Regions from separate parts of the Mus musculus genome. Here regions 2 and 3 are each linked to region 1. Evidence: chromatin loops called from intact Hi-C (ENCODE). Cell type or tissue: gastrocnemius. All regions are shown on one strand.

What was found. A loop is a pair of places that touch in the nucleus more often than their neighbours do. Peaks named below come from ENCODE experiments on the same cell type or tissue, not always from the same donor. Only the 100,000 strongest peaks of a DNase experiment are listed, where the experiment ranks them.
Region 2: it touches region 1 in a loop (3-fold over the local background); 4 of 42 quality-filtered maps call a loop at or near these places.
Region 3: a loop joins it to region 1, with 6 times the contacts of the local background. A loop is called at or near these places in 10 of 42 quality-filtered maps.

Annotation. Positions count from the first base shown.
Region 1 is chr5:52,060,382-52,068,381 of GRCm38, forward strand. It overlaps a transcript of Ppargc1a not described here. Among named protein-coding and RNA genes, the nearest start is that of Gm40302, 66 kb to the right of the region's middle. In gastrocnemius, a CTCF peak has its summit at 4,853 (motif pointing left); DNase peaks (open chromatin) are centred at 2,025 and 4,847; H3K27ac peaks cover 446 bases.
Region 2 is chr5:51,547,880-51,555,879 of GRCm38, forward strand. Ppargc1a (peroxisome proliferative activated receptor, gamma, coactivator 1 alpha) reads right to left here and starts at 6,042. Exons shown (of 13, transcript NM_008904.2): 1 at 5,856-6,042; 2 at 633-812. The coding sequence starts at 5,903. In gastrocnemius, no CTCF peak of the experiment used is centred here; DNase peaks (open chromatin) are centred at 4,800, 5,070 and 6,069; H3K4me3 peaks cover 3,820 bases; H3K27ac peaks cover 5,089 bases.
Region 3 is chr5:51,904,834-51,912,833 of GRCm38, forward strand. It overlaps a transcript of Ppargc1a not described here. Among named protein-coding and RNA genes, the nearest start is that of Gm40302, 220 kb to the right of the region's middle. In gastrocnemius, a CTCF peak has its summit at 4,149; no DNase peak of the experiment used is centred here; H3K4me3 peaks cover 252 bases; H3K27ac peaks cover 885 bases.

The sequences.
Region 1 (8,000 bases):
CCATTCTCTCTCTTTCCAGGATAGAGGAAGATTAAAGCTGTGTGTCTAGCCACTGTAGAGAGATGGGGGCAAGGTGAGGGATAATTCTGCTCACTGACCCTCTGAGTTCACCTGGGATAAGCTCAGCTTATATCATTTGTCCCAAGCTCAGTTTACTCATTTGTCCCTTCTCCCTCTCGAGGGGGGGTCCTGACTTGAAATGAATAAGCACATACTCTCCCTAGGTCAGTGGTCCTCAGCCTTGACTGTATCAGCAAATCGTCTGGGGTGTTCTATCAAAATTCTGATTCTGAGATGGGCAATGGTGATTATGCCTTTAATCCTGGCACTTGGGAAGCAGAGGCAGGCGGATCTCTATGAGTTTGAGACCAGCCTGGGCTACAGAGTAAGTTTCAAGACAGCCAAGGCTACACAGAGAAACCCTGTCTCATAAATAAATGAATAAATAAATAAACAAACAAACAAACAAACTGACTCTGTACCCCAGCCACACACATTCTGATTTAACTTATTTGCATTGGGGCTAAGGATAGATATTTTTAAAGTCCCTATATATTTTTATTATGTTTTGGGACCAGGCAGTGAGTCATCACTAAACTAAAGCTGTTGGGTAGAATTTGTAAGGAAAACATTTTTGTGTTCTTATTATTAAGAAAAATACACATGAGTTCATGCAGCCATGTTGGCCTGTGGGGCCACCTTGTATATGAACAATGTGTGTGTGTGTGTGTGTGTGTGTGTGTGTGTGTGTGTGTGTATCCAAGGGCAAAAATAGTAAATAAATAAATAAATAAATAAATAAATAAATAAATAAAAATAAAAAATAGTAAGAGCTGAGGTCACAATTTCCTAGGAACTCTGGGTTATCTTCAGACTATTACAAGAAAGAAAATAAATCTTTTCATTCCCAAGTCACCATCTCAAATGTCTGGGACCAACAGCCAAACGCAATTTTTAAGTAACTTGGTAGTCATCACTTTGTCACAAGTAACAAAAGTTGCCCAGGATTACACGGTTTCTAGGTAGCAGAGGCCAACTGTTTCCGACTTGTTTGGCTCTGGTCTTGTGACCTTTCCACTAGGAATGGGGCAGAGTGTATTTTAAGGACAGAGAAAAGGGTTCCCGCTTACAAAAGTAGAACTCTCCAGACAATTCCACTGGCCTTCTGAGCAGCTACTTTTGAATCCCATTCACACGTGTTGCCAGGACATGTTTCGAGGAGAAGGCCCAGGAAGAAAACTGCTCTTTCAAACACAGGTTAGGAGGGTGTGCTGCGCAAGACGGAGCCCTTAGAGTTTGCTTTATAGTGTGGTTATGTGCCCAACAAACACTGAGATAAAGTACCTTAAGTCCCCCATTCATTTATCTGCGAAAACAGTCGTCTCTGAGAACGTGCAATAGGGGTAAGACCTGAGTTAAGAGAGAGACGGAGGCTGACCTGAGAGGAGAAGGATTCAGATTCCTATCCACATAGAAATTAAAGTCTGAAATGGGACCTAAGCCACAAAGCAATCTAGCCACAGTATATGTTTCAGGTCAGTGGCAAATGGATGTGCAAGAGGGACCCAGTCACTTTTGGCTTCAGAAACCAAGCAAGGCTTCCTGGAAGAGGTCACATTTGTGCTTTAAGATCCTAAAAGGCAGAAGCAGGCCTTGTCCCAGCTCGGAGACAATCATGAGCAAAGAGTGTAGAAAGGAGCTCAGATGGGCTGAATTATGACGGACACATTAGAGAAATGGGACCAAGAGGGTTGTAGCTCAGAGGCAGAGAGCCCTTGCCTAGCATAATCAGGATACTGGTTTAGACTCTTAACTCTGAAAAAGAGGGTAGCCAAGGCCAGGAGGTACTTTGAGGTCAAATTACTGAGAGTCTTGAAGGGAACAGTCCAGTGACCTATCTGGGAAGATAAGTTTGCCAAGCCTGTGCAAGATACCTTGGCCATGGCAGGGAGGCAATGGGACCATATGGGGCCACCGCAACCACCCAGGCAAAAGGTGACATGAGTAAGAACTGGGGAAGAGGTGGTGCCTAGAGGCAAGGGCACGATGCCAAACACGCAGAGCTCGCTGGATAGACTTGGCAAGGTTTGAGAGATAACAGTGTAACAAGCAATGAACCAGATGAGTAAAAATCTTAGCCCATGGAAAGCAGTGTCTCCCATTAGAAGCTTCCAGAATGTGAATGCCCAGCATTTGGTAGACAGTAGAATACTCAGGAGACTGGGGTTCCAGAGTTAACAGGCGGTGAGAGATGAACCCACTCAAACAGGGAGGGAGTCACAAGAAGAGAAATGTGAAGACAGGAAGTGAAGAAGTATTAATAACTGTTGGGTAGGGAAGAAATGAAAGGGAAAAGGTCACAAAACCAGGAAGGGAACTGAGGAGATAGTATGTTAGAGAAGAAAAGCAAGAGAGGGAGCCATGGTCTGAGTCCCACTTGCAGGGCTAAGGACTTCACTGGATCGGCCTGTTTTGAACTTGGCTTCCTTTCCAGGCATAGCTTTGCTCTGCTCCTGAAGGACTCCCAGAAGTCTCCCTGAGACACAGTGGTCACTGCCACCAGATATATTCTGTGACCTACACTGGTGAGGCCAAAAGAGGTGGTCGGTGACCAGCTTCTACCTCTCGGCTAACTTCCCTAATCACCTGCTTGGGTCCCACGTGGGTCAAGGCCAACTGCATAAAGATACTTAGTAAAAGATATTTCATTGACATATGTTTCTATTGCAGTTCAAGTCTGGAAACCATCCAAAGGGCCAAGAATTGGGGCTGGTGAAATAAATTATGATATATTCATCTGGTAGGTCACTCTGCAGTCATTAAAAATTACGACATGGTAATAATTTACTGACACATAAAATGTATACAATCTATTGCTCTTCAAAAGCAAATTACAAAGCATAATCTCTCTTTAAAATCACATAAGCACAACAATATATACATATATTGTTTGTGTGTGTGTATATATATAAACATATTTATATACATTATGATGTACATCTCTAACTCTCAACAAAAATGGTGACTTATCTTATTTCAGTCTGCTCTTCTATAATCGCTCATTTTTCTAGAATGAACATTTGTTGTAACTAAAACTTTTTATTTATTTTCACAATTTCATGCATTCATATACACTTACATATACGCAGTATTCTGATCATATTCTCCCCCCTCTTATCCACTCTCCCTGGACTCCCCCTTTCTTCCCAGCAAGCTCATTCCTGTTTTCTTGTCTTCTTTTGTTAACATGGATATTTTTAAGTGAAATAGATTCTATATGTCTCTCATTTCTCATGTCCCCTCCAAATTACGCTAATTATCTAGTTTTTTTGTTTTTTTAGGAATGTGGATCACATCAATCTTTTAAAATGTGGCTATTATTCATTATATATAAGATTTGAAATTTTAAGAGTTAACGTTCTCCATGGAACCTCACTAACCACCCTTTAACCCAAATCAGACAACCTGGACTCTAGCAGCCAAGGCTCTAGAAGGTTCTTAGTCTTCGTGCCTCATGCTGTAATTCAGTGATACTGGCCACCCCAGTGAGCTCAAGACTAAGGATAGGTTGACTGAAATCAAATCAGTCCCCATCCTTCCAACTTGGAAAGATACACACATCTCTGAAGCTATCCCAGTCTTCTACACATCAGAGCAGACAGAGTCGTTTGTTTCAACACCGTGAGATAACCCAGCTCCCTGGTAGTTTTATCTGTGGGTTGAACAAGTGTGTACTGAAGTCCGACTATGAACAAGCCAGTCTCTACAGCAACCCAGGGGCTCCAATGAGAAGCAGTGTTGACTGTCTCTACCTTCATGTCCCCTTACCAAGCCATTTCACAAACAATGACACACATGGGTCACAAACCAACAGGTATAGTTCTCTATGGAGCTTTGAAGCCATTAGAGCCCAAGCCAGGGGCTGACTCAAGACCACAGCCATGTCTTTACATGCTAAATAATAATAGCCATTTCACAGACTTAGGCTACACAGTACTGTCTGACACATAGTAGGATCTCAACAGGCACAGCCATTGCTGTTTCTACTCTATTATTTGTGGGAGAACTCTTAAGCAGCTTTTCCTAGTGTTATTTTGATAGGAAATTTCATTTCACCAGACACTTTTCAATGTTGATCAATAGCAAAGCTTTCACCAATTAGGCCAAATCTACTGATTCCCTGTCCAAATTGCTAAAAAATTGACAATTCTTGTATTTTGAAAGCAAATTGTTTTTCCTCTTTTTTTTTAATGTTTGATACTCTTACTAGAATCTCCTTTGAGGCAGGAATGAGGCTTTTAGGATTCACATATTCCACTTCTGTTTGTAAAAGGGAAAGTAGAAAGCACTCCTCTGGAAGATAATATATTTTTCTCAGTGGTTAGAAACAGAGGAAACAACTGGAAGGAGAAGGCTGGCACACAGAGAGATGCTGTGACATTTCCCAGCTTCCAGAACTCTGCCGTCGCTGTGAAGAGAACATTTCCAGTACATAAACACCAAAGAAAAAGGTAGGGTCAGGAGACCATCTGTCGTCCAGCTGGAGCAAAGACTACAGCTCAGAACCCACTTCTCACTTCAACTAGCACGGGTCCCAACAAATCCTCAATGTTCACAAGTGCGCACACCATGGCACGGATGGCAAACCTCACATCCTAACCAAATAAGCTTCTTTGCCTGCAGCAGCCTTGACACACGGAGCATGCAGCAAGCTCCGAAGAGCCATGCCATCCAGGGAGGTCAGAGACACACAGGCTGTCCTTTTCCCATCTTGAGCCTTGGAGGACTTCCTTAATGGCACAGCCGAACTATGTAACTGTGACCACACTTCCTTGTGGCTGCAGTGCCACCTAGTGGCCAGGTGAGCTAGGCGTGCACCAGTTCTCCTCGGTCTGAAAAGGCAACTTGCATCAGCTGCCTCTTCAGTTCTTCCCGAGGAGGAGCAGGAGTGGCTGGTGCACGTGACAGCCGGAATTAGGAATCATCAGGGTCCTAGCACATTCAAACTATTTCCTGATTATAATCGCGCCCAAATCAACCAGGAGAGACAAAAGAGGAGAGAAAAGATCCTGCCAACTTTAGGTTTTCATGTCCAAATGCATCCTCATGCGAGCTCACGACTGCACAGTTACTTACAGCTAAATCCAGGCAACCCTGAGCCCTTTCAAATTTCTCAGGCCTGAAATTACATAAATAAAATTATTTTCAAGAAAAAAAAAAAAGACCAAGTCTAAAGGTTCTAAAGACCTGTAATGAGATTCCTCTTTTCTCTTTTCCATAAATGTTTCTGTCAGTCCCTGGCATTTCTGATGCCATCAGACAATCACAACAGAATCGAAGCTTCACCCTGCAGAGGACAACTGAAAACATGTACATACCTTGTCGAGGTGTCAATTTAAATAATGTGATTTGTTTGGGGCTTAACCTGAGGGTACACAACCTAATTCAGTTCGTTTTTTAAAACCCAAATTATGCTGGTTAATAGCCTGCTGGAGCTCAGAACAGAATGTGCGCATCGCCGCTAAATATTCCATATTAAAAATAGTTTGTGATGGGATATGCTTTTTTTAATTAAAAGTTTAATGTACATTAACATTTTTAGATGAAAAACTGACAATCCGAGAACAGCTCTAAATTCTCCTTTGATTGTTTTTCCAGGGCACTGGAGGCCATGATGGAGCTACATAAATAGGCAAACACCAAGTCGATTCAAAGACTCATTTCTGTCCTGCCACGTCGCCTCCCTCTTAACCCTCCGGTGGTTTCCTTGCACAGAACCCGGTCGTGCACAGACTTCTGGCTAAGATGCCAAGTCAGGGCATCTGCCTTTACTTCTGACCCAAGCTTTCCAAGAAAGATCAGCGTATCTGTCCTCTCGAGAGACCCTCTGTGGGATCTATCATGTAAACAGATGATGCTTCCGTGCCTACTGTCTGCACGCACCAGTGCGCCAACCCTCCTCCGCCCACTAACTAGCCTTTACTGTTGCCAGGTGTCTCAGGCTATTTAGGTTCCTATAACAAAACACCTTAGACTGGACAGCATACAGACACCAGGATCACATCTCATAGTTCTGAGTCTAGAAAGCCAATAATCACGGTAGAATAGTCAGGTGTCTCCTCAGACCTGCTTCCTGCTTCATAGACGGCATCATCTAGCTGTGTGTATCTAGATGCACCAGGTAAATGGGGCTAGCTTCTTCCAGCCTATTTATGAAAGCCCTAACTTCCCTCACAAGGAGAGACTGGCATCCAAAGTCTCTCCTTATGACACTACTGGGATTGTAAATGTGGGTTTCTACATGTGATGCCTACTCCCCACCATGAAACACACATTTGAGACTACAGCACCAGATCCAGCAAAAAGAAAAGTCAGACACCAATTAAGTTCAACTTTCAGATTTAAAAAACAAATGTTTTTTTTAGTAGAAGCATGCTCCAATATAATTAATATTGGGGGTATATTTATACTAAAACATGATCATTGGTCTGTGTAGTGGCTATTCCTGGTTGTCAACTTGACTCTATCTGGAGTAAACTACAATGCAGAATTGGAGGGCTCACTTGTGATCCAGATCTTGAGGCTGGAAGACATAAGTTTCTGACCTGGATCTTGGCATGGAGATCTTGAGGTATAGTGGTCATGAAAGCTTAAGCCTAGGCAAGGTAGTACATGCCTTTTAATCCCAGGAGACTAAGGCAAGAACATCTCTGTGTTCAAGGTCAGCCTGGGACAAAGCAAGTCCGAGATTTAGGCATGGTGGTACACACCTTTAATATGGGCCACACCTTCTCCTGGAAGCCTACATAAGGACACTGGGAGAAGGAAGATTCACTCTTCTTCAACTGCTAGCACTTACTTGCCAGCACATCTGTTGGAATCTACATCTTCAGTATTCAAGTTTATACAAAGACCAGATTAAACAACTAGCCTGTGGGACTGATCTTGGACTTCCAATCCACAACTGCCCATTGCTAGGTTATTGGACTACAGAGTGTAAGTCATCACAATAAGTTCCCTTAGTATCGAGAGACATTCCATAAGTTCTGTTGACTCTAGGGAACCCTGACTAATGCAATCTGGAATTCAAGTTTAATGTATATTCTATTCTCGATCCAAACCCCAAGCCAGAATCCCTCTTCGCTGTTATATTATGATCCACTCTTTCATAGAGCAAGCCATTCCCTGCTCCAGCCCTTTCTCATCCAGCCTCCAGGACGGTACCTGCTTCACTACATCCTTCTGAGATGTTCAAGAGACAATCATCCATTCTGAGTGACTGATTTTAAATGATCTTATTATGAGAAAATGAAGAGGAAGAGGCAAACAAAGTGGAAGATGTGGGGGAGGAGGAGAAGGGGAAGGTATAACAGCTCATGACCGGATTGCTTTGTCTTCATTGCTGTTAACTTGCAGTAACTCTATCTTAGCAACACATAATACCACTTTTCTATAATGGTGACCTAGAGTCCCTTATAAAACGAACGTGTAGAACAAAGCAAGTCAATAAATAAGAAGGGGCTGAGTGAGTCGCTGTGCAGACATTGCTCAGGTTAAGGAAGGTCCAAGCAGGAGTGCCAAAGGATGAAAGCAATGTCCTTGGGTGGCAGTTAGCAAACTGTTGTCCTGTCTTCAAAGCAGGCCCACCCTCTGTTTTTGCAAATAAAACTTTATTGGGGCCATATCCACAACATCCTTCTTTGTACTACCTCTGACTGTGTTCAGACAGAGTAGAAGAGAGAACTCAGAGAGCACAACGTGGCAGACAAAGCCCAGTACATGAACTGTCTGGACTCTTCCACAAACTAAAAACCAAAGGAGAAGAAAAAGAGAGAAAGAAGCTAACTGACCTTTCCCCTAAAACGTCATTCAGCCAGATAGTCAAATTAACAGAGGGAACGTTGAGAGTCCCCATGATGAAGACTTCGTGGGGACAGAGTGGCCATGAGACATAATGGCATGTGGTGTTCTCAGAGCCTTCCTTGTCCACTCCATATTCC
Region 2 (8,000 bases), 510 kb before region 1:
TAATAGGAGTAGATTAACATTCTTTATTATAGGGTAGACTCATAATAGGCGTCTAGAGTCTGGGAGGTAATTCTCACTACTGAAAGGAAAATGAATTTTGACTAATTTATAAGTACATACTAGATTTTTTTTGAGTTTAGAAATTTTCCATCATGAGAGAAAATTAGGGGTCTGAAACAATAATATAATAGCAATAATCAAAACCGCTCACTGACAAGGTAAAACAAATGGCGATAGACATTAACCCCTTGGTGACTAGAAATGCCTTCTTCTGTATTAATTCATATCAGGCACCATTTGCTCTTGGGTCCCTTTCTGGGGACAGAGAGGAGTAAACAGCTTTACACATTTTTTCTTCCTTGTCTCCAAAGCTTTCACAACCCTTTGGATTTCAACACAGTTTAACACACTCTGTAGTCCTTAGCACTTTAATTCTAAAAAGCCCCGTTTTTCCAAATACCATTTTTTTTCCATAAGAGAAACTCTCTAGCTGTGATGACACGTTTCCTGTTGGCAACAATGTAAGAGCCCCTACATGCTGGAGTCCAGCTCCCCATACATCAGTCAGACATGAAGATCAGTCAAGCCGCTGCCGTCAGAGAGAAGCTCATTTCTCCAGGGGAGAGGCTTACCTCAAATATGTTCGCAGGCTCATTGTTGTACTGGTTGGATATGATTTCCGATTGGTCGCTACACCACTTCAATCCACCCAGAAAGCTGTCTGTATCCAAGTCATTCACATCAAGTTCAGAAAGGTCAAGTTCAGGAAGATCTGGGCAAAGAGGCTGGTCCTCACCAACCAGAGCAGCACACTGCAAAGAAGACAGACACGGCGGTTATTAATGGCAGGAATTCACTAGACAGCAGTAGCATGGCATGGGAATTAAGTCTGGTTAATTCAATGACAGCACCAAAGCTGGCCTCTGGGGCTTTAATCACCTCGGGATGCACCTTCCATTCTTTTTGCCCTTGGCTTCCAAGGGGGTGTTTTGTTTAATTTCTTCCATCCAAATTCTAAACTGGGATACAAGTTAAGTACCATGTTTCCATGAAGGCCTCCTTGATTCTTCCAGGTAGAAACTAACAAGAAGTTTTCCTACCTCTGGGGTAGTTACACTTGATGAGCCTTAGCCCTCTTATAGTTAACTATGCCCATGGTTTTATCCTGTCCTTATCATAGGACCGAACTGAGAAAAGTCTGCAAGTGAATTTATACCTTGGAGTCACCATCAGATATAATAGATATCCTTGCAGGGTAGTGGTGACACATGCCTTTAATCCCAGCACTTGGGAGGCAGAGGCAGAAGGATTTCTAAGTTTGAGGCCAGCCTGTTCTACAGAGTGAGTTTCAGGACAGCCAGGGCTATACAGAGAAACCCTGTCTGGAAAAACAAAACAAGACAAAACAAGACAAAACAAAACAAAACAAAATGGATATCCCTATGAAAAACTGCTCACTGAGATAATAGAACCCAAGGATTAGACTAGGAAAACTTCCTCCATGCGTACTCCCTGTAAGTATTATAATCTGTATCATTCATTTAGCAACTAATGATGCAAGTCCTCTAGCTCATCTCTGGCTCTCTTGAATTGTTATTTAAATCATTTACTTTCACTTGACTTTTTATGAGTTCCCTGACTTCATCCTTAACAGGTCAAATGCAAGTTCCTTGAGTTAAAGAACAAAATTCATATTATTTTTCTATGTGACCCTTAGAGCTTTCACTAGAAATATTTTGCAAGGTGTGTGTGTGTGTGTGTGTGTGTGTGTGTGTGTGTGTGTGTGTTGGGTAGGGGGTGACCTGTCACCTAAAAAGAAAGAAAAAAAAAACCAGAAGTTTTGTACCATGATTATATTTTGTATTTTATTGAAGTATGTCAAAACCACAGTTACGGAGAATTTAAAAGTGATATTTGTACAGAGATACAAAATGATTTCAATATAATGAAAGGTTTAAATACTTATTAGGAAAACTATTTTAGATCATTTTACAATATATATATATATGCATGTTTAGATAGTCTTTCCAACCCCCCTGACCTGTTGCCTTCTGAGGCTATCAGAACCTTACCAATGAGACTGTCTCCTATTTAACTGGATACTCAGCTGTTGAGCCAAGTGCCTGTGCTCTAAAGAACCCTAAAGAAGCTCTTACGATGACAGTAGAATCACCAAGACTTCATCTCTCACCAGCCAACGGTCTGAATCGAGGCAGTCCCACACAGAGAGAAGCAAGGCCCTCCTGCCTCTGCTTCCCCAGGTCTGCAAAAAGGTATAGTGGTTCCTGTGCAGGCAGCAGCAAGACATAAAGCTGATAAACTTCCCTGACATTTAGATTTTGAATAAAATAAGTTTTATGCAGAGTTTATTTCTGGAGCTCCCCTGTCATCCCTGGCAGACTGTATTACACAGTCCGAATGCAGCAGTGTGATCTGAAGCTACACTCTGAGGAGGAGGCACAGGGAAAGGAGACAGGGAAGAGAGTCTGCATATCATGGCGCTTTGCCCACTAGACCACCAGGCCCCAGAGGATCCCCAAAGGCAGGCACATAACCACACCAAGAGAGAGCTGCATTCATTCTCTTCCCGTTGGGATTTTCTTTGTAACATCTGAGTGAGCCCAAAATTAGAGATCAGAAAACCTAGCTAGGTTTGTAAGTGGAAGTCTGACTATAAAGAGTAGATCTTGTCCAGATAGAGTTAGTGTTTTGTTATGGGTGTAACAATCCCAAGGCTCCATTTTTATCCACACTACACATCCCCAGAGCACAACCCCTTTTTATTAACTCTTCCTCAACTGTCAGCACAGAGATGAGGGGAGAACTTTGTCAACAAACAACACACAGGATGTCATGGGTGGAGGATTCCTTTAAAAACAAAGTGAAGAACCACAACCAAAATGAGCATCCAAAGGAAAGCTAAAGCAGAAGCCAGCCCAGTGTGCCTCTGGTACTTCTAGAGCTCGGAAGGCATGGCTTTCTGGGTGATAGTTTTCTGCCATTTTTCTTTAACCACTCTCTCTAAGGGAGACTAGTTTAAAGAACCTTTAACCTTCAAGGAAAAAAAAATATGTATTTGAGTATAACTTCTGACAACCACTGAACACATAAAGTTAATTTGTTTTAGCATTCTCTATTTTGCTTTCCCTCCCTCACCCACCCTCTCCCAATCGTGTGTGTGTGTGTGTGTATGTGTGTGTATTCATGCTTACTCTTGCACTATGCTCAAAATAGTGTTTATGCTTGCCAGTGTTGACATTCTGATCAAATCAGTGCTTCTGACTGTGGCATGATCCTACTTATCAAAAACACATTCGTAGAAGCAATTTCTTCTGTGATTAATTCATATTTGGACTTGGACAACGCCAGACCTATCAGACTGAGCCGAGTACCTGTCCTTGTCTGACATGCTGATATTGATGGCTGCCCTGTGCATCTGTAACAGGTGTGTCCTGCCTCAATTACACAGATACCCTACAGCCACTTTGCAACTCTGAAAGCAATTTCACAACTGTAGCCTTCGTTTTTTACAATAAGGTTTAAGAGGCCAACACAATCTCTAAACACAAAAGGCTAATTATTGTATGTTATTTCACCCCAACAGACAGTCTTTTCCCTTAGTTAAGAAGCAGACAATAAATTAGCTTAACTGCATGGATGATAATGATTCATTATAATTAAGTATAATTCTCCATTAACCTTTCAGAGATTTTGGTGCCATTGATGGTAAATTTTAAAGAGAGAGAGAAGAGAGAGTCAGTGGACTTGGCAGCCTTAATTAAATTAATAAAAAACAGAAACTTAACTTGTGATAAAAACAGTAGTTGAACTGGGAGGTATGGAGGCAGGTAAGAATGACAGTCTTCGTGAAGAGTGTCAGGTGATCTGTCTCTATCAATCTTAGTAACCTTATTGTACATCCCCTCCATTAAGCTGTGAAATACCAGGAGACTCTGAGTAGCTCTGGTGGTTTGGGTTTTTATTAACCAATACACTGTCCTGTCATTATGTGTGAAAGGACATAATAGGTTTGAAGATGACAGCAAGCATTAATGATTCAAAAAAATGGAAGCTGCCCACACTACCTGCTGCTTGTAATATTTCGACAGGCAGGAATGATTCCCAGAGCCACAGGCTCGAAGGCACGGGTTTCTAGCAGCTGGCTGTCTACTATGCCGCACTAACTGAGACTCAATCTAAGGCTGGACGCTGAGCCCCTATCCCCAACTCCTTAAGAAAAACAAAGAAAGAACAAACTTAAAGCCATGGTTATAAATGGCTATGGCGTTTATTTGCAAACAATCACAGGAATTCTGACTAAGGCAAATCTTCCTCATCTCCTTTAGATCACAGCTCTTCAGTCTCTGAGCAGTTTCGGAACGATCCAAGAGGTAAAAATGAAAGTGATTCGAAGAGAGCTATGGTGCCAGCCAGACAACCACCCACGGGTTACGCTGGCTACTCCAACAATTAGGACTTTGAATCCACTTAGAACTCTGACTTCAATAGCCAAGGGACACATGAATTATCTATATCTATTCTGCCTTGCCAAGAAATCACAAGATAACAATAATTATAACCTGCAAATCCGATCTGCCAAAGCCTAGGGAAAGCAAACGGAGCCAACATCTGCAGACCCAGCAAAGAGTTAAGGACCCAGGGCACGCCTGGCTAGATAGGAAAAATGCATTCGCAGGCGGCCTCGCCAAATCATTTTCACTTTAGATGTGTATCACTGCACCACACGGACATCTTATTTAATCAAATCACGTGTGGCACTTGACCCTCCCCCTTACCCTACGTGCCCCCGCTACCGGGAGGAAGCACCATTGTTAGTTAGCAGCTCCGATCCTCCGCGCAATTCAATTCGGGTCCATCTCACCAGAGTCCACAAAAGTTTCACTTGTTTTCCAACTTGCTCAAACTTTCCCCGAGAACATTCCATTGTACTGAATGCAAACACGCTGAAGTCCTCTGGCCCCAGCTAGACTCCAGAGATTACGGGGAAACTGCTTGTGTTTTTTCCTCCCCTGTATGAATTGTAGCCAGCAGAGACTGTGGAATTGATGTATTGCGGTCTATTTTTACACAAGCAGTGAGCTGCTCCACACACGGTCTGCATAAACTCCATTCTCTCCCGGCTTCAGGCAGCTCTCCGTGGTAGAGAGATTTAACCGTTCGGTTTCTCGCCACAGAAGCAAACAGAAAGCTTTGGTCTCTTAAGGCTGGGATTTTTTTTTTTTTTTTTAACTCGCTAGCCAACCCTTTCAGCCGCACACAAGTGTTTTAAAGGAAACAGCACTGTCGTTTTGTGTTCTGTGGGAAAAGCAACCTAACTCAGACCCAGCAGGAATATTTAGGGTCTTGTAAATTCTCTGTTTAATGAACAGAGAGAGGAGGGCGGAAAAGATAAATCCTGACGAGAGTCAAAACGGACTCTCTTTTTAACACAATTCATTTTAATGTTTATCTTCATTTTCTTATAAATAGAAATGGCATTTTTCCAAGCAGGCCACTGAACACTGGAAAGACTTCAGCTCCTGATTCATATCAATATCTTAGAGCATAAATATTGCATATGAGTAGAAACAGAGCCAAAGGCACATGGAAAGAGTTTCTAACTGCTACAGATACTGATGACAGCAGCTAAGCTTTGATTTGCTCAAGGCATCTCCGAGCCACCTTAAAATAGCAAACTTATTGGAGTTAAGATAAGATGGAGATTTCCCCCTCCAAAAGCTCCCGCTGAGCCACTTTCTATGTCCCCTCCTCTCCCCTAGCCCATCCCCCCCCCCCTCCAGGAATCATTGCATCTGAGAGAAGCTCCGGTCCTGCAATACTCAGCCCCAGCTCACCTCTATGTCACTCCATACAGAGTCTTGGCTGCACATGTCCCAAGCCATCCAGCTCCCGAATGACGCCAGTCAAGCTTTTTCAACTCCAATCCACTCTGACACACAGCACACACTCATGCAGGCAACCAGCCCCTTACTGAGAGTGAACTGAAGGCACCTGTCTTACTACAGTCCCCAGTCACATGACAAAGCTATTAAAAAGTAGGCTGGGCTGTCACTCACCCAGCCTCCCTTCTCCTGTGCAAGCTTGCTGCACAAACTCCTGACGTCACTCCAAGGCAGCCCTCTGCCTCAGTGAAGTAACGCTTAGAGAGAGAGGAAAAAAAAAATAGAAGAAAGAAAAGGAAACACTTGGCCTTTGGGAGGCTTCAAGCATCACACTGTGACTGAAGCCAGCTTTGAATGCCACCAACTCTAAACCGGAGCCCTGCTCACATAATAACTCAAATCTCCTGCAATCTTTTTTTTTTAAATTTATTTTCCATCCAAAACAGGCAAATAGCAAAGATCCCCTGTTACTGACACAGTAACTACACCCTTGCCTAAAATGTGTGTGCTTTAAGAAATGGTTTCCAAGTAGCCCCAGACTCAGCTTGGAACTGAAGCAAGCGCTCCTCATGTGATACATTTTCATGAGATTCTTTTTTTTCCCTCCCTATTAGAGGAGTGTTTGAAGGCAACACCCCCGATTTTCTTTCTCTCTCTCCTTTCTTTCCTTCCTTCCTTCCTTCCTTTCTTCCTTTCTTCCTTCCTTCCTTCCTTTCTTTCTTTCTTTCTTTGTTTCTTTCTTTCTTTCTTTCTTTCTTTCTTTCTTTCTTTCTTTCTTTCTTTCTTTCCATGTTTAGTCAACAAAACCGCCACATTTGTTTAGGTCTAAACAAATTTCTCTACCCCAAATCAGCTGTCTCCTTGGCAGTAGAGAATGCAGTCTCCTAAACTGTTACTGCAGTTTGCCTTGCTCCTTGTAAAGCAAGCAAGCCACAACACCCTAGACTCTTGGGTTCCCCCTCATGATTCTTTCCGTGGATCTCATAGGCTCCCAGAAAACAAATGCTAGAAAATACAATTGCTGCTGCCATCCCTGAAACAGCTTAGCTACTCACCTGCCCCCACCCCTTATTTCTTTTCTCATATGTAGCACAGTCTTCCTCATGGCTTCAGGGTGCCTTTTTGAATAAACATTGGACTCCAACCCTAGTGCCTTGGGCTGTACAGTTTGTTTTTGAAATCAAGAATGTCCAGGGAATGAAGGAAAAACACTGAAATGGTATCAGCAGAGATACTCATTTCTTGAGCTTTGCTTACTAATACTTTTTTGTCGTTCCTGAGTCAATGAGGGGTAATGCAGGTGCCACTGTTTTTCCTGTGACATTACAGACAGAGGACATAACCAACTCTCAGCACTTTCCATAACACTTGGGTGCTCAGACTTAACCCTTCCAGGCCCAGTGAGAAATGCACAGGGGACCTTTGAAAACATATTTTCACAATACCTCAAACCCCACAGACTCAAAAACCAGCTCATTTCCTTTACTTGACAGTAATTTAGAAGAAGAAAAAAGTCCCTATGCATCTAAATATAATTTATAAAGCACCATTCATTTAAACTCCTATTCCACTGAGGTTAATTTAATGTGCTCTTTATTTTCTCTCCCCTTAGAAGGAAAACATTGGTGACTTCTCTCAGTCTGACTTTATATAGTCAGTTACTAATACAGTAAAGTGAAAGAAAGAAATGCAGCGAGCGTGCACACACACACACACACACACACACACACACACACACACACACACACACAAAGCCCACAAGCTTGCTGTTTGCTTCAGACCCCGTATAAGGGGTCTGTTTGCTTGGATGTCCACAACTAGTAGACAGGGAATATGGTAATGAAATCGACAGTTTGTCAATAAGTGAACAGAACAAGATGGCCAACAGCTTTGACATTCTAAATTAGGTGAATATACTTCACTGCTACAACTGTCCTCTTCCAAACATCAGAAAGGTATTATTCATTTAATTTTCTAATTCAGAGAGAGAGAGAGACAACCCTGGGATCATTTTCTACATGCAATTAGTAGCCTTACTCTGTACTCCCACAAAGAAACACTAATTTTTCTTGCCAATTAGATTTTTACTTAATGTAA
Region 3 (8,000 bases), 160 kb before region 1:
TTGTGTGTGTCTTTGCATATGTGTCTGCGTGTGTGTGTGTGTGTGTGTGTGTGTAAGAGAGAGAGAGAGAGAGAGAGAGAGAGAGAGAGAGAGAGAGAGAGACTAACATCTCAAAGATAAGGCATTGCAGAGTCAGAGTCTGAGGCATGGACACCCCGACTCCCATTAGGGTGTGCAGCCACTCCTTGCCCTGGCTGGGGTTGACTCCATGACGGTTTCTTGCAATTTATGAACTAACACCTGTGCTCATTTGCTCAGGGAACCAAACCCCACTTTAATATTAGCCTCAATCAGGTTGTTAAAAACTGGAAATCTACTGCAAATATAAAAGCCTAAGCAAAGATTGGTTTAAGATTATCTGGGCTTTGGGATTTTCTGACCACAGCTGAAGGAGAGACTTGGGGTAGACACAGGTGCCTCCCTGGATAAAGCAAATTAAAACAGTATGGAGGCAAGGGATGTCCCACTTGCCTATTGAGTTGTACTACATGTTCTGAGTCTTGAAGCATGACTTCTTTAAAAATCTGTCTTTGAGAACAATAAATAAAAACTGTGGGGCTGGTTAAAATAAGAAGAAGGACAGGAGGGTGTTTGGGGGAAGAAGAGGAGAGAATATCAAAATATCTGGTCTCCCAGGTCCCTGCAATTTGGCAAGGCCATGTGGGATTTCTGTGCTTCCCAATGGCACATGGGGAATGGAAATGAACTTCACTCAAGCTCCAAGGTCCTTCCCTGAGCCTCCATCCAGGATGAGCCTATTTCCTCTGCATCCAGAGTTAAAGAATTTATTGCTGTTACTTACACATGACAGCGAGTTAGAGGACACAACATAGCAGGTCCCCTGGGATCCCCCATCTATCGCTGCCACTATCATTCATTGCTCCGGAACTTCCCAGGCAGTTCATCTGGGGACCACCCATAGGACTTTCATCATCTCTGACGTCCTCCCTCCATTCTTCATCTCATATGGCTCATTAAATCAAGTTACTTTGTAAAAATTAAAAAAAAATTTACTTGTAAACTTTACCATTGTCATAGACACCAGTATCAATTACATCATTTTTTCCCTATGCTGTGGGTAGAATCATTATTAATAAAACAGCATAGCAAAATAATCAGGAAAATAGCTCTGCCCCTGCTAGCTTTGTGGTGTTGGGCAACTTAAATTTTCTCGGCTTCAGTAATATTTGTAAGAGGTTTGTGCCACCTAGACTGCCCCGCCCCCATATGAATAGACCTTTTGGAAACACTAAGCATAAGACTGTCTATCATCCTTCCCTCGGGGTTTGCTGACATTGTGATTTCTCCTTGGCGTATTAGTTGGAGCCATTCTCCTGCTTCAACCAAAGCCAGAGCCATTCAACAACACATTCACCACCAACGCAAAACTTAAACACAAAAGTGACTGCAGCCACTTCCTGAGCATCCATTAACTAGGAAGTGCTGTGCTCAGTCCTCCCCACATGTCATCTACTTGAATCTTCATTCTGACCCTATGAGGAAAGCCCTGGCTTAAAGAGCAGTTCCCACTGCTTGTAACCAGAGAGACGGGATTCCAACCCAGGGTGTCTGACTCCCAAGTCTGTGCCCATTTCATTGACATTATTATAAATTCCCTCTACCATAGCCCAGTTGGATGCAGCCTCCTGCTCTCCCCTATCAGGTGCCCTTCTCCCCCCGCCCCCCACCCCCGGAACTTGGTAACTCTACACTGTAATATAATTCTGTAGCTGTTTATCTGCCCTGCGACCCACCCCCATTATTCAGGGTAACTGTTCCTACTTTACGCATTTTGAAAGCAAAACCGTTCTAAAATTTCCCAGATTTTGAGAAAGGTTTGCAATACACTAGACTAAACAGTTTCTTTACAGCTCTGGTCATCTTTAACAACACCAAATACTGTCATGTTCTGTGATGTAAACATGACCGCAGGGCAGGCTTTCTCTGAGTGGTGTGTGGGGGGGTGACTGTTAAAAACCCTGACTCCCAAGTCCCTTCCCGGATCTATTGAATCAGAACCTCTGGGTTAAGGGGCAGGAATCATTCCAATTTAAGAACCACAGCCTTAGGGGATGTACAGGCTTTTGACCCTGCTTAACACTCCCAGATACAGCAGGACTCTTGTTCTCAGGCCTGCTTTTCATGCTTTTTCCAACCTCTCCCACCCTTCAACTTGACAGCTCTCTCTTTTCACTGCCAACCGACATGGCTGGATGAATATCTCCAATTTCTTCTTCTACCAACTAATGTCATGATGTCTAAAATGTTTTTTTTTTTTTTTTTTTTCTGTAGCTGTAGCACACTTTCTTGCAAACTGTTAGCAGATGCCCACAATGAAGCATCTTATCTCAGGGCTGTTTTATGGGCCTGAGAGAACCACCAGGGTGTCCCTCCCTAGTCCGTGGTCTCCATCAACACAACCTTCCCCACATCCTTGGCTAAGAACAGTGGAATAGGTGTCTGGCACATCTGATCATACTTTGTGACAGATACCTTATTTTTAACATCTGGTCAAGGCTATCAGAAAAGGGGGAAGAGAAGTCATATTAATTAGTTGGTGTCGTCCAAAACCATAGTATAACTATTTCAGTTTAAGACTATATCCCTAATTTACAGCAGAGCCACTGTGGTGTGTTTGAAAAGTCACCTCTTACAGTGAATATTCCTACTGTGGGAAACAGTGATCTCTGTACTAATAATTACACTACCATCTACTTTTGAAAGGCTCGCGTGAAAACTAAGTCAGGGGAATTTGTCTTAAAAAAAAAATCTCCTCTGTAGAAGAGAATGTCACAGTATCCCAGAAAAATCTTCTAACCTTTAAGTTTTAGTTATCTTATATTGACCACGTTCTTAGGATGTTGGTATGCTATCTAAAAATAAGATTTAAGAAGTAGGTTTTAAACTGTGGGTTTTTTTTTTTAATTGTAAGAAAAGTTCTTTTAATGTTGCTATTGACTTTCTTTCCAACACTGATAAGTTTGAAACACAGAATTTAGGAGGTAAATTCGACATTATGGATATGAAGTCAAAAGGTGGAAAGGTCGTTTGGAAGCTACGATGTGATGGGAAGATGTCAATGTTGGTAATCAGAGCAAGGTTCACAGTTGTATATGCAGAAAAAAGACACAATATCAGCAGGTTGGTAGACACGGGTTAGAAGTCTCTTTGGGGGCTAGTCTGTCAACTTCCGTAGGTTTCAAGTTCTTCAAAAGAAAGGGGGCAAGGGAGTTTATACATATATACAACTAAAGTTCAGTCAGACATGAACAAGAATGAAGCCACTGGATTCAACCAGATGTGGGTCACGGTGAAGGACATGAAGCATTGAAGGCTTGAAGAAAGACTAAGGAAGCACTTATCTGATCCTTAGGGTGACAGTCACTTTAGTAGTCTAGTAGCTATGCACCTCACTTGCCTAGGGCTTACCCTAGAAGCCAACAAAAGCAAATACATCTATACTCACAAACTGCCCGTGGCAACCACTCCTGACTCCTTAAAGCCAAATTTGCTGGTGTCATTCACCCAGTGAGTCCACTTGGTGCTATGTAAGTACCCAGTGATAGAAATCTGCTCTGTGCTCCTACACCGATCTGAATTCCAAACCAATGGGTAAGAAGCCAGACTGTATGTTTATGAGAAACAAGATACACAGGAGATAGGCCAGTTCCTGCCATCGAAAATATCTCTGCTATTCACTAGGCGCCATTTTGAAATATTTTTTGTTCCCGTCGTGATCATTATAGATGTATAGATGTTTCTGCCTATTTCCCAATTCGATTGAACTATTGCAAGTCAAGAGTTCATACTACCTAATCTTTGTTTCTTTGACATCTAGGAGAGAGTGGTACCTGAGGAGTCAACAAATATTTCTTGAATGGTGGATCCTAAGTCTCTTTATTCACTTTTCCTCCAGGATTTGCTATAGTTCGCATAGATATGAAGCCTTAACCTAGAGTGCCTGATTACCATAGCCACTGTCTATTAGAGACTTATGTTATACCTGTGCTTCCTAAGGTCTTTCCATATATTAACTCAAATAGACCTCACACCAAGATGTGACTAGTAAACTTCTCCTTTTACGAGTAAGCAAAAAAGAAAAGGCTATTTTTATCAGTCACACAAAAAGAAGCCATACCAGATTTGACCTCCAGGAGGCTCCACTGAGCTACCACCCAAGGACACACAGAATGGAGCTTCCTGAGTTGAACACGTTCAGGTCACTTCATCTAAATATCACCAAGGGGACTTTCAGAGAAGCAATTCGCAACCCGCCTGCCCTGGGCAAGCAGGTCAGACTTTGGGACTTCCTGTTTCAATTCACCTTTCTAAATCCAACGGACTAAAAATAACCACAAGGGACGAGTCTCCAGAACCGCAACAGGAGCTGCAAAACACTGCAGAGGACATGTCCGGGAGAGAATGGTCCTCGCATTTGAAAATACTGCCTGTGCTTTTCAGCATCAGCAAGTTGTGTGTTGTGACGAGGAAACCAAGTTTCCAATTATTGGAATTCCATAGTGTATTTAGTTATGCAATTATCTTACTGTATTAACAAACGCTAAAGCACAGCCGCGGTTGCTTGAGACTCAGGCAATTTTTGGAAGAACAAAATTTATTCTTTCCCTTAGTTGATTACTTCTCAGGAGTCCATCCGTTCCTCTGGATTATAGAAATGATTCTATTTTTGAACTGCTTCATTCAGAAATATAAAGCAAGCCAGACCCTCACTGTTTGCCAATCCAAATTTAACCCCAGTACAAACTAAACATATTTCGTCGAGGGGTGGGGTTGGGGGGAGAAATGTCCACAAAATTCACATCATTTTCTCCCATGAACTGCTTCAGGCTCTTTTTCTCTTTTGAAATTCCAATGACTATAGTGTAAATAGAAATTTTAAAAAGTGGTTGTACAAATTGCATGCTTTCAGTGATGTGAACACAAATGCATTTCTGTTCATTTGCTTAATAAGAATTTATCCCCACAAAGTTCATAAATCAGGCTGTAAAGCCTGGAGCACACCATCAAAACATCAAAAATAGGTGTTCTCTGATGCCTCCGTTGCTACAGCAAATGTGAAATGCAATCATGCGAAATTAAACATTCCATACGTCTTCTATTCATTCTCTAACTCTCTCCCTATACTCCAAATAGGCTATCACACTTTGAGTTTAAGGGGACAGAAAGGGAATCAAATTTCTTGTTTCTGGAAGCATTTACAAGTAATAGGTCTTTTCATTTAGAGCTTTTCAGCTAAGAATCACCAGGCTGTTTACACATAAAACATAATTAACCCATACAGTCTGCTACATCCCTGCCTAACAGGAACTCTCCCTGATGATGAAGAGGAGAGCTGTTCTTATATTTTCTCAGCCTGAATGTGGTCCAGGTTTTTAGAGGTGATGTCTCATTTCCTTGTGTGTGACTAAGAGGTATCATCTCACAGAGGAAAACCCGGCCCTTCCTTCCCAAAAGGTAACAATAGAAGACAGACTCTGGACTCTGATACTTTCCCTTTTGAAATTAGTCACAGAACGGGTGAGATAAGCCATATTATTTGCCTCTGCTTTGGTTTGGGAGTGGTAAGATTTGGGATCGTAACAGTTCCTATGCCACAGGACAGCTGGGATATGATGAGATATAATTCACTTGTTTTAGCATCCAGCCTTAGCAGTGTTAGCAGTTATTATCAAGCCACTTACCTATGACACCTGAAAGTTCTATCACAATGACCTCACGAGAGTCTCACCATCTTCCCACAAAGCACTGGAAGTATATGCTATTACTCCAAATCTTCTGATGGAGGGGGGATTTCAGACAGGCCCACCAACACTCAGAACTTGAACCCCTGGATGCCAGGTTAGCATATTTCCACTATGCCTCTTTCTATCTAGGGAAAGTCAACAGACTGGTTCAGACAGGTCTCTGCTTATTTTGTGGGGGAGAATAGAGGGGTCTTGTTTGAAAGGAGACATAAAAAACATGCTGCTGCCAAAGTCTGACTTGCATAGAAAAAAAAAAAAAAAAAAAAAAGATCCCGATAGGCAGGAGACAGGACAACAAGACACCATCATCCTGATTTCTGCTAACTATGAAATGAAAGTTAATTTCATGCTTTGCATCCACAGACAAAAAGGTTCAGAGCTGTTTAAATTCTCTTCAGCCCAATGACAGTTGGTAAACAGGAAGCTTCGTGTTCTAATGCTTGAGATCACCCTTTGGATCTCAATATATTATTTATGCACCCGGCTTAAGATAAACAACAACTCTGAAGTAGGTGAGTGGTCTCATTTAGCATGAACTTTTTTTTCCCACTCTGACAGTTACTTTAAAACATCAGTAAACAACCTTAATTCACTTCTAACGAATTAGTAAGCTACTGCTGTGTCTACAGGAGGCAAGCAGATTGTATTATTAACCAAAACAACTTTCTCCCTGTCAGTCATCTGCACCGCACAGAGGGCTGTGAGCCTTGCATCTTGATGCTCAAAGCAATCCGAGGGCACACCTGGTTCCGGACGGTATCTTCTGCGGTAGCTCTCTTCCACCTTTGACTAGCTCTCTTGACTCTGAGGTGCAGAATGGGCCCTGGAGAAGGTAAATTCTCTGTACTGCTTGTTAAGAAAGATATGAACAGATGAGAACCTTTCCAAAGGGGCAGGCTTTGAGGACTGTTACCATGAGTCCCCTTATGGATAGAAATTAACCTGAGACTACCCTTAACGGACCTGCAGGGGCCACCATAAATATTTGAAAGGGTTTCATGTTTAAGGGGGGGATGCTTGTTTGTGTGTTTGTTTGTGGAGATAGACAGTAAAATTAAGATTCAATTCAGGGAAGGGACATAAAGGATAGACTTGTCATCAACTCCGAAACAATGACGCTGTTAGTAAAATGTCTGCCCCTCTGGGGGTGCTCAAGCAGTAGAGGGATGGAGTCCTTAGAAATAGCCAACAGACATAAGCTCTACAACTTCATATTTAAATCCTACCACTGAGCATTAAAATGGACCCCAGGAAGTTTCTAAATCCTTTTAGGTTAGGGGTTTTTAAAGGGTACCATCTACTTTTTCCAAGGAAACTTTCATGGGTTAAGTAGTGGGGACATAGCCAGCTAGGCCCTGGTCAAATACCACTTCTAGGATGGTGGTTGGTTCAGGTACCTCATGGTACTATTACAACAAGAAACTCAAGTGAAATAGCTGCTGGAGGAACAATCATTACTTCTGCCCCACACTGGGGCTACGTGGCTTTGAAACCTTTGCCATCTAATGGGTAAGAGGCATCTTTAAGTCACCTAAACACTAACATGATATGAGAAGGGTGGTGTATACCCAGCTCACCATTCATTTTGTCCTCCTCTCCTCTCCTCTCCTCTCCACAAGTCTGGAAACACAATACTTAGCAAACCATCTAGTTGGCATTTATCATCGACATGTCACTCACCCATAGTGAAACCAGCCCCTCCTCTGAAATACAAACTGAGGGCTTTAAACACAAGTTCAGTGCAGCTTATGGGGAGGGGGGGTTGGGGGGGGGTTGGTGAGGAGAGAAAGATGAAAACACCTGGAATTTATATAAAGAGTTTATAGCAGCATTTTGATACACTGTGTAGGCATTTATTATTCCAAATTATCTAGTCAACTTTATATAAATTTACAGTTTTATAGAAGAAGATGTATTTTTCTACATCCAACATGTAGATAAAACATTTGAGAGGTCAGAAACATTAAATTCCTCAAAGACAGCCAGGTTGTCAATATCTGGGTGTGAAACATGGTGTTACTGAATTCCTGATACAGCAAAAGCAGACATCTGGTATTTGCAGTTTGGAGCAATAGAGAAGAACATGACAAGAATGTGTTATACTTACAAAGTACCCTTCATCCATGGGGCTCCAATTTTACCAATATTAGTTCACTGATTTTCGCAAAAAACCTGAAAGGCAGAGGGTAGGTTTGTGTTACCCCCACTTTGCAGATGTGGACATTGAAGTAAAAC